Linked DNA regions of Mus musculus: regions 2 and 3 are each linked to region 1. The links are chromatin contacts, found by Hi-C in ENCODE. All regions are on one chromosome and are shown on one strand. Each heading gives the region's core, a stretch centred on a gene start or an enhancer-like site at or near the end of the contact. The rest is flanking DNA. Distances are from core to core; before and after follow the strand shown.

What was found. Hi-C counts contacts between places; a loop is a spot of excess contacts on that map.
Region 2: a map of gastrocnemius shows a loop between it and region 1 (6-fold over the local background). The contact joins the promoter of Bmi1 here to the promoter of Arl5b in region 1. A Hi-C loop is called at or near these places in 4 of 37 maps with a recorded cell type or tissue (adrenal gland, gastrocnemius, heart and 1 more).
Region 3: a map of left cerebral cortex shows a loop between it and region 1 (14-fold over the local background). The contact joins the promoter of Fbh1 here to the promoter of Arl5b in region 1. A Hi-C loop is called at or near these places in 3 of 37 maps with a recorded cell type or tissue (heart and left cerebral cortex).

Annotation. Positions count from the first base shown.
Region 1 is chr2:15,053,558-15,057,698 of GRCm38, forward strand. It overlaps Arl5b (ADP-ribosylation factor-like 5B), which reads left to right and starts at 1,763. Exons shown (of 6, transcript NM_029466.5): 1 at 1,763-2,017. The coding sequence starts at 1,972. It also overlaps a transcript of Nsun6 not described here.
Region 2 is chr2:18,674,743-18,678,883 of GRCm38, forward strand. Bmi1 (Bmi1 polycomb ring finger oncogene) reads left to right here and starts at 2,276. Exons shown (of 10, transcript NM_007552.4): 1 at 2,276-2,727. Commd3 (COMM domain containing 3) reads left to right here. Exons shown (of 8, transcript NM_147778.4): 6 at 67-123; 7 at 208-267; 8 at 1,125-1,489. The coding sequence ends at 1,184.
Region 3 is chr2:11,775,275-11,779,415 of GRCm38, forward strand. It overlaps Fbh1 (F-box DNA helicase 1), which reads right to left and starts at 2,311. Exons shown (of 21, transcript NM_015792.2): 1 at 2,158-2,311. The coding sequence starts at 2,158. It overlaps Ankrd16 (ankyrin repeat domain 16), which reads left to right and starts at 2,479. Exons shown (of 7, transcript NM_177268.4): 1 at 2,479-3,628. The coding sequence starts at 3,315.

The sequences.
Region 1 (4,141 bases), core at 513-3,012:
GTCAGTTTACATTGGTTCCTCCTAATCTATATAATTTTCCTTTTTTTAGGCCTTGTAAGTTAACATTTTACTTCCTTGAAACTTCAGTTTATTTTATACTAATTTAGTACTTATATTTTGTTGGAGACATTTTAATGGGATTCTACTTCACTGAAAGTTGTCATTTCATAATATTTTCACGAAGTTATTCTTATCTCATGAACTCAAACTATATTCATTTTCAAGTGGCACCATGATACACATCAATATTACCTCTTGTATACCAAAGGCAACACTGAAATTAGTCTCAACAAAACCTTAAAGGGATATTTAAAGAAAAAGTATTTAGTTTTTGAGCTACATTTAAGACGCTTATGCTCAGATTTTTCTATTTTCATTACATTTCTGACAAGCATTACATATATATGTATATATAATGTATTATATATATACATACATATATAGTCAATACACATGTACAGTATAAACAAGTTCCATTTTTTCCTAACATCAGTACATGCATCAGCATTTATTAGTTTAGGCAATATTCAACTGTATTTGTGAGCATCTATCATTTGTTTCAGTCAGAGTAAGTTTCTTTTCCTTCAGGTTAGCAAAACTTTCAAATTTCTAAATTCTAACCTGAAAAGGGCGTTAGAGAATCTTAAGTCGGCTTTTTAATAATGAGGCCAAAAGTAGAAATGATAAGTTTGCGCAACCACAAACTCATTCAAATTTGTAGTCCAACGGATGATCATTAAAGCTATGTTTGAACAGGATCAGTACAACTTTTCCTCTGTAGGAGAGGCTGGAGCTATGGTTTAGTATCAAGAAGTTGTTGTGATCTTGTACCCGAGTTTTCAAGTCTTCACTGTCCTTTGAAGTGTAGCACTAGCAGGGCATCTTTTTTTTGTTTGTTTTGTTTTTCGAGACAGGGTTTCTCTGTGTAGCCCTGGCTGTCCTGGAACTCACTCTGTAGAACAGGCTGGCCTTGAATTCAAGAAATCCGCGTGCTTCTGCCTCCCGAGTGCTGGGATTAAAGGTGTGCGCCACCACGCCCGGCCACTAGCAGGGCATCTTAAGCTATACTCATTTGTTTTATTTGGAATAGGTCATGGGACAGTTTACCTTGTTACAAGGTCAGGCTGGCAGGCTTCTTCTCTGGTTATGTGGGGCCCGCCAGGTGGCCTCAAGGACTAGTCTGGCCTATGAAGTTTCCAGTTTCAACTGGTAAGGATTTTGAGATTAACTACCACACCTAACGCTTGGCCAAACTGATGGCACTTTGATTTTAGAAACTTAACTGGACCCTGGCTACAGGCATTCCAGCACGCACGTCCCTATCAATTCCATTCAGAATTAAGAATCACGCTAGAATCCCAACACTGGGACAGGAACGGAAACCCACTCCTCCGCTTCAGTCAGAGGACCGCGCCAGCTGAGGTTCCTCAGGCGGTCAGCAGCGAGGGACGCGGTGGCCAGGCCTCGGGGATGACCGCTGCTCTGGACCTCAGTCCGCGTTTCTTCAGAGTGGCAGGAGAGGGAGCGCGCGCCGAGGAAATCCCCAGATCGGCCACACCCCGCCTCCGCAGACGCCAAGCCCGCCCACCATCCGCACACCGGAAGTGTACAGGGAGGACCCGCCACGTCCCAGGCGCCCGCTGACGTCAGCGCGCCGACGTCACGTGCCGACCTTCCGGCGATGGGTGGTCCCGGGCGTAGGTGGGGAGGCGGGGCGGGGGCGGGGCTCGTGGCCAGCCCAGGCTGTGCAGGGTAGGTGGGCGCAGACCGAGCGACTACGGGTCGGGGCTGGGCTCAGCGCGCTGCGAACAAAGGAGTCTGCGGCGGTTCCCGGCTCCGCGGAGGACCAAAGCTTCGCTGGACTCTTGAGGCTCCGCGGCTCCGGATCGGCTTCCCCTCGGTTCCACCGCGGGCGCCGCGGCACCTGCCGCCGAGTGCTGCCCAGGAAGTCTGTCCCGTCCGGGGCTCATGATGGGGCTGATCTTCGCTAAACTGTGGAGCCTTTTTTGTAACCAAGGTGAGGCCGGCGGGAGGGTGGACGCGGCGCTGGCAAGTCCAGATTGAGATCTGGATAGGGTTCGGGGTAGAACTCGGATCTGGGGACCCGGAGCCCGGGCAGGGGACGCACCCGATGGCCAGGAATCCCACGCGTGTGCAGCTTTTAGCCAACCAAGGTGAAAACATATTCCTGCAATCTGTTTGCGGGCCTTTCCGGTCTCAGCGAACCATCTTTTAGGTCTGATTAGCCCCAAGAAAGTGTCTCCCCGAGAACCCAAAACTTTCCGTTTGTTTAACACGAAACAGGAGTTTTGCACTGTTTACCTTCCTCTTGTCTATGCCAATGCACCTTCACGTTGTCTGACTTGGCTCTGATTTCTGTTCGTCAAGACTTAGAATGAGTGAGTATTCAGGTGCACGGGTTTCTGAAATTTTTACACATACACACAGCTTCCCCTCCTCCCCGTAGGCGTGAAAAAAAAAATCTAAATGCTCTCGGTTATGTGTAAGATGTTACGTGGCCGTAATTATTCTAGAACAGGTCATGAATTACCTAGAAGTTGTAAAACCTGTTCCGAGGCAGAATAAGCAATGCTGTCTTGAGAAGAGTCACTACTAGACAGAAAGGGGTCCAATGATAAAGTCTTCGTCTTTCTTGTAACAGAATGGTTTCTGAGTATTAAGACCAAATTTTGTTCCCATTTGTTTCATTTTGTAGGGCATGATTTATAAACTACTTTTGTTTTTATGAAGGTACCAAGTCTTTGCCATTATTAAGGTCCTTTGTTTTGTGGATTTAAACCGTGAAATCATTTTGAATGGCATTAATTCACTTGTTCTGAACGCTGATTTTTAAAAAGCCCCTTTCAAGCTTATGAATACATGCAAGCACACTGGCACATGTGTGTGTATGCAAGTACCACAGATAAATACTCCCTTTTAAGTGACTTTGGAGTGTCCAAACTGAAGCTCCCGGCGATGTTTCTCAGTAATGTCATGCACTATTTTTCAGCAACTTAACATTTTCTAATGATTGTAAAAGTACTATGTCAAGAACAATTTCAACATATAATTAAATATATATTGATTACACAATTAAATTTGTGTAAATAAAAATGAATTACGCAATATTACCTTTTATCAACCCCCCCCCCCCCACACACACACCTTAGCAATAAAAATGATCAGAGTGTTGGTTCTCCCTTTATAGTAGGTTATTGCTGCTATCCCTGTTCATTAGAGGATTCCGTATTCAGACTGGAATGGGGCTGGGGAGATGAAAAGGGCAGTCATTGAAGATGATGGAAGCCTTCATGTGCCCTGTGCCTGCCTTTACATAATTGTTTGGTTTTTCTAGAGCCATCTTAGAATTTCTTTATCTTTCCTGCTGAAATGTAGAGACAGGTGCTTGTATCACTGTGTTCTCTGTGCTCATGATTAATTTCTTCTAGTGGGAAAACCAGTCCTTCAGATTAGACCCAGTTAGCTACAGAGATCCAGAACAGAATCTGTGCTCATAGAACACTCAAGAGTTAGTGTAGGAAATTGTTTGCCGAAATGTGCAGACATTTGTAAGTGTGGACTGATGGTGCCAGGGAGTGATCCTTCTCAGGTGGTTTGCAGAAGCCTTTCAGGGTAAGGTGTACACAGACTCAATGAGGAATAGGAGTTTGGGTTGAATGTAGACAGAGTAGAATCCGGCATATTGGTGTAGGCAGATGAACTGCTGCTTGAAAAGAGGTACGTTGGATACACTTAAAGAAATTGAACATGGTTTAATTACTGTTTGTTTGATGAGATTGCAGAAGTAACCAGGAAATTAGATCACCAAGGGTCTTTCTTACATGCTGACCAAGGCAGTAAGCAGTAGGGACCCATGAAGGGTTTGGTCATTAGGTATTTTCCTGATGGGGAATAATGAGATCGGACTCATACAATAGTCTGGAATTTTTGTTTTCTGTAGCAACAAATTAAGTACCAGTGTTGGCATCTTTCTCACCATTGCTCATTTCAGTTATTCAATGGTGCCCAGGTAGAGTTAGCATTGGAATAATATGTCCAAGTCTTCACTCTACCTGTTAAGTGAGAGTGAGGTGGTCTGGAAGCCAGTGGGGTGATGGTTGTCAGAGAACTGACAGCAACC
Region 2 (4,141 bases), core at 1,026-3,525, 3.6 Mb after region 1:
GGGAGTTAGAGGAACTTTTTTTTTAAAAAGGTTAGAGTTAAAGACTGATGTTTTGTGTTGTTTTAGACCAACCAACTTCATAAGATGTACCGACCTGGATATTTGGTGACCTTAAATGTAGAGGTATGTATAGATCCTTGTCTAAAAATTATGTGTAATAAAAATTTTCATTTCCTTTATATAAACAAACATTTTTTTCTTCCATAGAACAATGATTCCCAATCCTACCCAGAGATTAATTTTAGTTGCAACATGGAACAGTTACAGGTACAGTATTAGGACCTTTAAATGTTTCTTTCAGTGGGCATTTGAGAACTGTTATGGAGACTTTATAATATTCCCAGCATCAGGTAATGAAGGTTGGTTTAGGTTTTAATGGCAAAGAGAGAATGGAAAGCAGAAATTTAACATAGATTTCACTTTTAAAAGTAACATAGTAACATCCCCAGTAGCCTGCATTTACTGGTGCCCCTAATTGAAAAATAACTTTAAAGTTTGAGTTCAGCACACTTTCTTTCATTCCATCATGCATCTGACTCATAAAACTGAGCAAAAGTAAGAGATTGGAGAATGCCTTTCACAAATTAAACTTCCAAAGTTTTAAGCAGGAGTTTTAAATTACCCTATAAAGGGAAAGTTCACACAAGTTCTTAAAACTGTTAATATTTTCAGTGTAAAACTGAAGAAATTAAAGTCTTCGTTGATTGATGGATATGCTAACGAATTTCTTACCAATTAAATAAAATGAAGATCATTCCTGAAAATTTGAATGAAATTAAATGTTCCAAAGACATCTGTAGTCACTTTAGAGTAAATATTAGCGAAACTTTAAACAGAAAATGTGTGTGAATCATAACCTTCCTTAGAGAAGTTGAGAGATAATTTAGATATTCTCAGCCTGCAAAAATTCTGTTAGAAATTCCCTTTTAACTAGAACTTGAATACCTGATTGGAGGACCAGATCCAGCAGAAGAAGCGCTTCTTTTCCAAAGGGCTTTGCGAGCTGTTGAGCTCCCGTGGACTCCTTAGGTGTTCTTCCTTCCGACTGTGTTCTTGCAGCTGCTTCAGAGTTGCTGCTTCCTCACTTGTATGCCCAAGTTGTGACATGATTGTACATCTTTTAGGACTTGGTGGGGAAACTTAAGGATGCTTCAAAAAGCCTGGAAAGAGCAACTCAGTTGTAATTTGGGGAGGCTGATGACCCCAGGAGCCTAGAGGAAAACCAGACGCGCCTTGTCTCCTGCTGGACCATCGTTCGCGCGAGCTGGATGTCATTTTCAGTGGAAAAAGAGCTAGCACCCTTTTGAAGTGATGCCAACCATCAATTTTGACACTTTTTTTACACATGTGAAATGGTTAAGAGGGAGACTCTTAAGCATCTGGATTTTCAGTATTACTCTTGCGTTCCTTCTATCTTGAGCGTCTTCAAGCCCTATTAAAGTATCGTACCCTGAATAAATACGGTGGTATTCCCACAAGAAGGGCGGCATTCTGTTTGGAGTTTGTGTGTGACTTTGACGACTGAGTGTGCCAAGCACATCTGCCCTGCGTGGGCTCGGACGCCTGCCTTGCCCCAGGTTAAGTGTTTCGGGAAAGGTGTGCGGCCGGGCCGTGCTCGCTGCCCGGCCCGCCCGTTACCTGCGCCCGGCCCGCCCGACCCCGCGAGCGGAGCCAGCCCGGCCGCTGCCCGCGCGCGCCTCTTCCCGGCCGCCAGCGGGCGGGGCGGCCGCTGTTGTTTCCGCGGGCCCGATCCGGCGCAGGTTCGGCAGGGCCGAGCCGGGGCAGCGGCCGGGCGCCCCCGGCGGCGGGCCCCGCGGACGTGTGCGCCAGAAGCAGGAGACATGGTGGGGGGCGGGGCGGCGTGCGGGGCCGAGCGGGCCGCGCCGGGAGAGCGGCGTGTGGCGCTGTGGAGAAATGCCTCCGTCGCGGCCCCGGCGCGCTGCGCGGGGAGGGGAGGGGGCTGGGCGCGCGGCTCGCGGCGCGCTGCGAGGGGAGGGGGCGGCCACGGGCCCGACTACACCGACACTAATTCCCAGGCCGCCCTTAAGGAATGAGGGGAGCACGTGACCCGGCGGGGGGCGGGGGAGGGGGCGGGCGGACTCCGAGCCATTTTGGAGCCGGTGTCAGTTTCCACTCTGCCTTCAGCCGTGCATTTTTTTCCACCCTCCCCTCCCCCTCCTGGTCCTCCCTCCCCTCCCCCGCCACCCGGCCCGCAAGCACACTCGGCGCCCCCCGCCCGCCCGCCAGCCCGCCTCCCCCACGCGAGTCTGAAATCATAATCGTAGTATTAAAGGCAGAGATCGGGAGAGACAATGGGGAGGTTGGCGAGGGAGCCCCGCGCAGGCTTAGCAACACCTCCCGGCCCCGCAGAATAATACGGCTCGGCCCCTCTGCGCGCCCTCCCCCGAGCGCGGCCGGGAGGCGGCGGCTGCGCCGAGGAGGAGGAGAGGCCCCGAGGAGGCGGCGGCGGAGGCCGCGCGGAGGCGGAGGAGGCCGCGCGGGAGGAGGAGGCCGCAGCGCGCGAGCAGGAGGCCGGCGGGGGAGCGGCATGAGCGGAGCGCGGCGGCCGTGGCTGCTCTCGGCCGCGCTCGGTGCCCATTGACAGCGGCGGCGGCGGCTCGCTCCAAGATGGCCGCTTGGCTCGCATTCATTTTATGCTGAACGACTTTTAACTTTCATTGTCTTTTCCGCCCGCTCAGATCGCCTCGCGCCGGCCGCTCTTTCCGGGTACGTAGGAGGCGAGGCGCCGACGGGCCGTGGCCGGGGACTGGTGGGGGTCGGGGCGGCGTGGAGGGGGGGGGGCGGAGGCGCTGACAGCGTGGGCAACCGGCCCGCGCCCCGCGCCCGCGCCCGCGCGCCCGCCGCCTCCCGCGGCGCCGGACGCCCCGCAGCCCGCACCAGCGCCGCCTGACCGCGCTCCAGCCGCTCCGGCCGCCGCCCGCGCCCGGCCGCGCCGCGCCGCCCCACGTTTTAGTTCCCCGCTCCCCCGAGCGCCCCTCGGCACCCTCGCGCCGCACATGGTCCCCGAGAGCGGCACTTGTGTCTCCAGCCTGCGCGGCTCCCGCGGCCGCTGCGCCCTTTGTTGAGAGGTAGACTTTGCTGAAACGGGGACGGGATCCCGAGATCGGGCGCTGCCTGGGTCCAGTGGCTTCCCTCCTCTCCCGAAGAAAGGGCTCTGGAGGTCTTTGAACCTCCAGGGAACGCCCCCATTTTATAGGGATGGGTACTGTGGGGAACAGCGATCCCGACGAGGTGGGTGTTAGGCTGGGGGGAGCCCCGACAAAAATGTTATTAACTTAAGTTGGAGGGACACTTGTGTGAAATTGGATGGCTGGTAAGATGGCGGTTCCCAGTTGTTTCCAAGGTCTTGTGCATTTGTGTTGGAAAGGGTAAAGTTTTCAAGGTGGTATTTGTTGGGAGTCGAGGACAGGGGTTCCATACGTACTTGGGGCGAGCTCTCAAGGAGGTGGGCATTTAAAATTTGAGCTTTGTTTTGGAGTGAAGCCGGTGACTGTACGTTAGCCTTGCTGAGCGCCCTTTCTCTCTCCACTCTCACCCCTCCTTTTTTCTTCTTTTCTCTCGAAGACACTACAACTTTCCCCTTTGCTGTGGGATGAGCTGAGACTTAGGTCCATTGCATTTTATAGATTTTGCTAAATGTCAGAATAGGTCATGAAGTAAGGGGATGGATGCTTCGGAGAAGGAGCACTAACGCGTTGATTGCTTATGTTTACGTAGTCATTTGGACTTGACAGCGCTGGAGCATGATCGTTTCCCCAGAGCTTTACAGTTAATAATTGGAAATAAACAAGGAGAGAGACTTTGATCATTCCCAATTGCAATAAAAGGATTTAGTGGGCTTAGTGGTCACGGTTCAATATCTGAAAGAGAATTGAGCATTAACCCCTTCGCTTTAAAGTAGGCAAAATTCCGGGCATATTTACCCTAATGCAGATGTGTGGTGGCAGTTCAAGCTATTTTTATAGGAACTCCCCCAACCTTTAGGGAGACGTTGTAAAACGTAGTAAAGACTTGATACTAGAGATTGTAAATTGTTGACCACATGAGTAAAACCAAGTTCTGAGACTATGTACATTTGGGTCCTAAGTACACTAGGGAGATAAAGGAGATTTAATCAAGA
Region 3 (4,141 bases), core at 1,061-3,560, 3.3 Mb before region 1:
GAATGGCACAATGTGTGACAGAAACGTTTCCTTTCTTCAGAACAAAACGCTAACTGACAGGCTGGAAAATGAATTTGGATCCAGAGACTACAACGGTCCTCTTACATACTGCTAAAGACACTGTCCTTTACTCATTGCATAGGCAATTCAGAGTAACGTGCTGTTTTTAAAAGCAAGGCCATTACACAGCCAAGGGTAGCTAGGCATGGAGATTGTCAGCAAAATAAGTCAGAAAGTCATGGTACCAGCTGGGCAAGAGTTGGAGAAGGCCGGAGAACAGAAGTTGGGTAGCAAGGACAGGTGAGTATCAACAAGGTGTGAAGACCAAGAGGAAAATGGAGGACAACTGACTCTGCTTGTGTAACATTAAGGGAGCTGATTTTAGCTATGTTAAAAAGCAAAGGAAGAAATGGCTGCTCTAATAATTTTTCATACACTGAAAGGCCTAAAGTTTCCATTTTAAAAATAATTTTCAGGGTTTCTTCTTGTGGTTTGGTTGTTGTTTTGATTGGTGGTTGGTCTGCTTTGTTTTGCTGAAGTAGGGTCTTAGGCCAACTAAATGCTAGGCTGATCAACTGTGTGCCATCATGTCCAGATTATTTTAAGAGGTTCTGTAGAACACCCAGTTAAAGCTCCCTCGAGTTCTATGAAACATCAAAAGTCTTCAAAGAGCATGCGAATAACTATTGACAATGTAAGAGCTGGCTTTGGTGATAATTTCTACAAGTTTTGTCAAAACCAGAACAGCAAAGAAAAAATCTAAATTTTTCTAAACTAAAGTCAGCCTGGGGGAACAGAGAAATATAAGATGGGCGTGTGTGTGTGTGTGTGTGTGTGTGTATGCGACAGTAACACATTTGAAATTAGAATTCAAATACTTTTATGTATTCATAAACCAGGAAACATGTTAAAGGACTGATCCCTTGATCCCTCAACGACATCTAAGTACCAAAGATCCATGAAACACAGCAAAAGTCAGATCGAATATCCCAATTCCATTGACAGTTAGTTACAAGGGAATTGAAGGCCTCCAAAGACCTTCACTGAAGAAATGGGCAGCTCAACCAGACAGAGAGAGAAGTACTAGCCCTACTCATAAACTTAAAGCATAAATACCCACCGCTCTCCAGAAAAATCACCAGGGCTATGGAGGCAGATTCACCAAAAATATCTAGTTTCCCAAAGGAAAACACAGAGCAAAGGAAATTCATAGAGCAGAGGAGAGGCAGAATCTAATTTAGAATACCAATTAAATAACCAATTTCATCTTTTTATAAACCAGGATTCTCGGTTTTGTTTAAAGGACCAGAAACTTAAGAGAGATAAGGCAAGACCACGTGAAATCATTTGTAAGGAAGGAGTAGGCAGCCCAGACTAGCCTCGAACCTCGAACTCAAGGTCCTCTTGCTTCAGTCTCCCAAACGTTGAGATTTAAAACCATGCAAAGTAGCAAAAAGTTTGAAACTATCAGATGCCTCAACTTTCCAATACGTGGCAAAAATCACTAACTTCATTTGGCCTTGACGTCCTTCCTCGTCTCTAAAACCTGAATGCTACCTATGGGCTGTTTATGGAATAGACAATGTCAGGCGCTTAGTGAACCAGAATGTACTGCCAAATGCAAAGAAATTGTTTTAAACCTGGCAGGAGCGACTTCCATTTTACTTCCCAAACGGAAACACCATTAGGTTAAATGTCTAGTTCCTCGAAAGGAAGCCAACAAAGCGGGCTCGGGTCTCAAAGAACCCTCCAAAAGCCCCCCAGGCCTTCTCGCGTCCCCTTAACCACCATCACCTGTTCAGGTGAGGGGGTGGGAGACTACCAAGGCGAACACCAACGTCAGGAGCTGCATACAATGACTCGCCCAAGGTCAAAAACATTACAGTGGAGACAAGCCAGGCTTGCCAGCGGCAGAGGATCTGTCTTCTCAGGTGCTGCCCCTTCCGGAGCCTCAGGGAGCGGCCAAGGGATGCGGGTCTGCAGAGAGCATCCGACCTCCTTCTGCAGGCCCACTCCTGACCACCGCGGGCGCGGCCAGCTCCTACGCCCACCCTCAGCTAGGGCCCCACCCCCGAGGCCAAGACCCCTGCGCGGGAGACCCCACAATAGGAAGTTTTCCCGGCTCGCACCCCACGCCAAGTCCACGGTCTCACGCACTATGGCGGCCCGGCCCAGGACCCCGGCGGCGACACCACCCAGGCGATGCCGCCGGACATTCAGCCTTTCCCCGACCAGCAAGCCCCTCCTTCGGCCCAGACAGCGAGCACAGACGACTGCAGACTTCCTCCGCGAGCTCCGCCTCTTCGCTGCCAAGACGCACCCTCCCACCGGAGACGACGGACAGGCCCGTGAACCAATCGAAGCACTCCGAACTGGAAGGGTCACGCGGACGGACAGACTCTGGAACCAATCCGTACGCGAAGCGGGAGGGGGCGTGGCTCAGTGTCTTGAGAGCCACGCCCCGTCTGTGCTTTCGCCACCGCGGAGGAGGCGAAGGAAACTTTCCCAGAGTTCCTTAGAGCTCCCTGGGTCCCCGCGGGGGCCCAGGAGACAGCAGCGGGCGGGGAGGGGGCTGGGGTCGGCTGCGGATTGGGTGAGGATCGGGCGGAGCACAAGGACACCGTTCCAGCTCTGAGAGGCCCCAGAAACCCTTGCTGTTGTGAGCCTGGTCAGCCGAAGGATGCGGCTGTCAGTCCGGCAGACATCCTCAGGCCAGGGGTGGGCCAGCTAGGTTCCAGGGTGGTGGGCAGCGTGCTCTCGACTGCCTGTGCAGCTACCACCGGAGCAGCCCAGCAAACATTCCCAGAAGCTGTCCGGTGGAGAGCAGACCACATCTGGGATGCGAGGCCAGAAGTCCCGCGTGCAGGACTTCGCGGTACACTGGCACCCTCCATTCTGATAGGTCTTCCGTTCCCAGTTCACTCGGGTGCAAGGGACAGCTCCAGGATGTCAGGTGCACACAGCCTTACCCCAAGCCCTGGGAGCCCGAGGCCCCACCCTGACGAGTACGCGTGTGTGATGCGCGGTAACCAGAATGACCTACGAGTGTGCATGTTGTCGCCTGAGGGGACACCATTCTACATTTGGAGACTGTGACTTCCAAACCAGGGCAAGAAGCATTAAAGACGCTAGCGGAGAGAATCTGGCTGGGGGCGGGCAGGGGGCGGTGCCGAGAGTCGGGGAAAAGGGTCACGTGGAGGAAGCGGAAGCGGAAGCGCCAGCCTTCTCTCACCTCCCAACCTATCATAGCACAGATCTGCTCTAAGACTGAACCTGGGTCTTCCTCCTACTTTTGTCCATCCTGGTCCAGGGCGATGGCTCTGCCTGGGGATCCGCGGCGCCTCTGCAGGCTGGTGCAAGAGGGCCGACTGCGTGACCTTCAGGAGGAACTGGCGGTAGCTAGAGGTTGCCGGGGGCCAGCCGGAGACACCCTTCTCCACTGTGCAGCACGCCACGGACGCCAGGATATCCTAGCGTACCTAGTGGAGGCTTGGAGTATGGACATCGAGGCTACCAACCGAGACTACAAGCGGCCTCTGCACGAAGCTGCCTCTATGGGCCACCGGGACTGCGTGCGCTACCTCCTGGGCCGAGGTGCAGTCGTGGACTCCTTGAAGAAGGCGGACTGGTAGGTGCCCAACCCACGGTCCAGAAAAGCTATATCGACACTCCCTGAAGAATCGCAGATTTTCATGTATTTTTCAGTGTGTTCGTTAGATTTATAACTTTTCTCAGCTTCTAATCTTCTCCCCGACCTCCCTTTCGTGTGGGTTTGGTTCTTTAGTTAGGGCAATCGTTTCCCGTCGAAAGAGTATGGAAATGTAATCAAGTGGAGTGAAACGGTTGAATTGTACTACTCGTGTGCCCAAGATGCGTTTTTCTGGAGACATCTTGCTAAAATTCCTGTTCACGATTACATAGTTTAATTTGCATGGCCACAGTGGATAAGTAGAGTTGATGAAATTCAGTTCGCCATGCACCGAATATTGAGTTCTTAGGCAGTTTTGTCACCTCTAGCCTTACAGAGCCACCAGCAGGGATGTTGGTGATACTCTCCCACCACTGAAAACAATTTCATTTCTTCCTAGATTGGCATCTTTTTTAGTTTCATGTCTAATTCCTAAGACCCTGTGAACTTCTT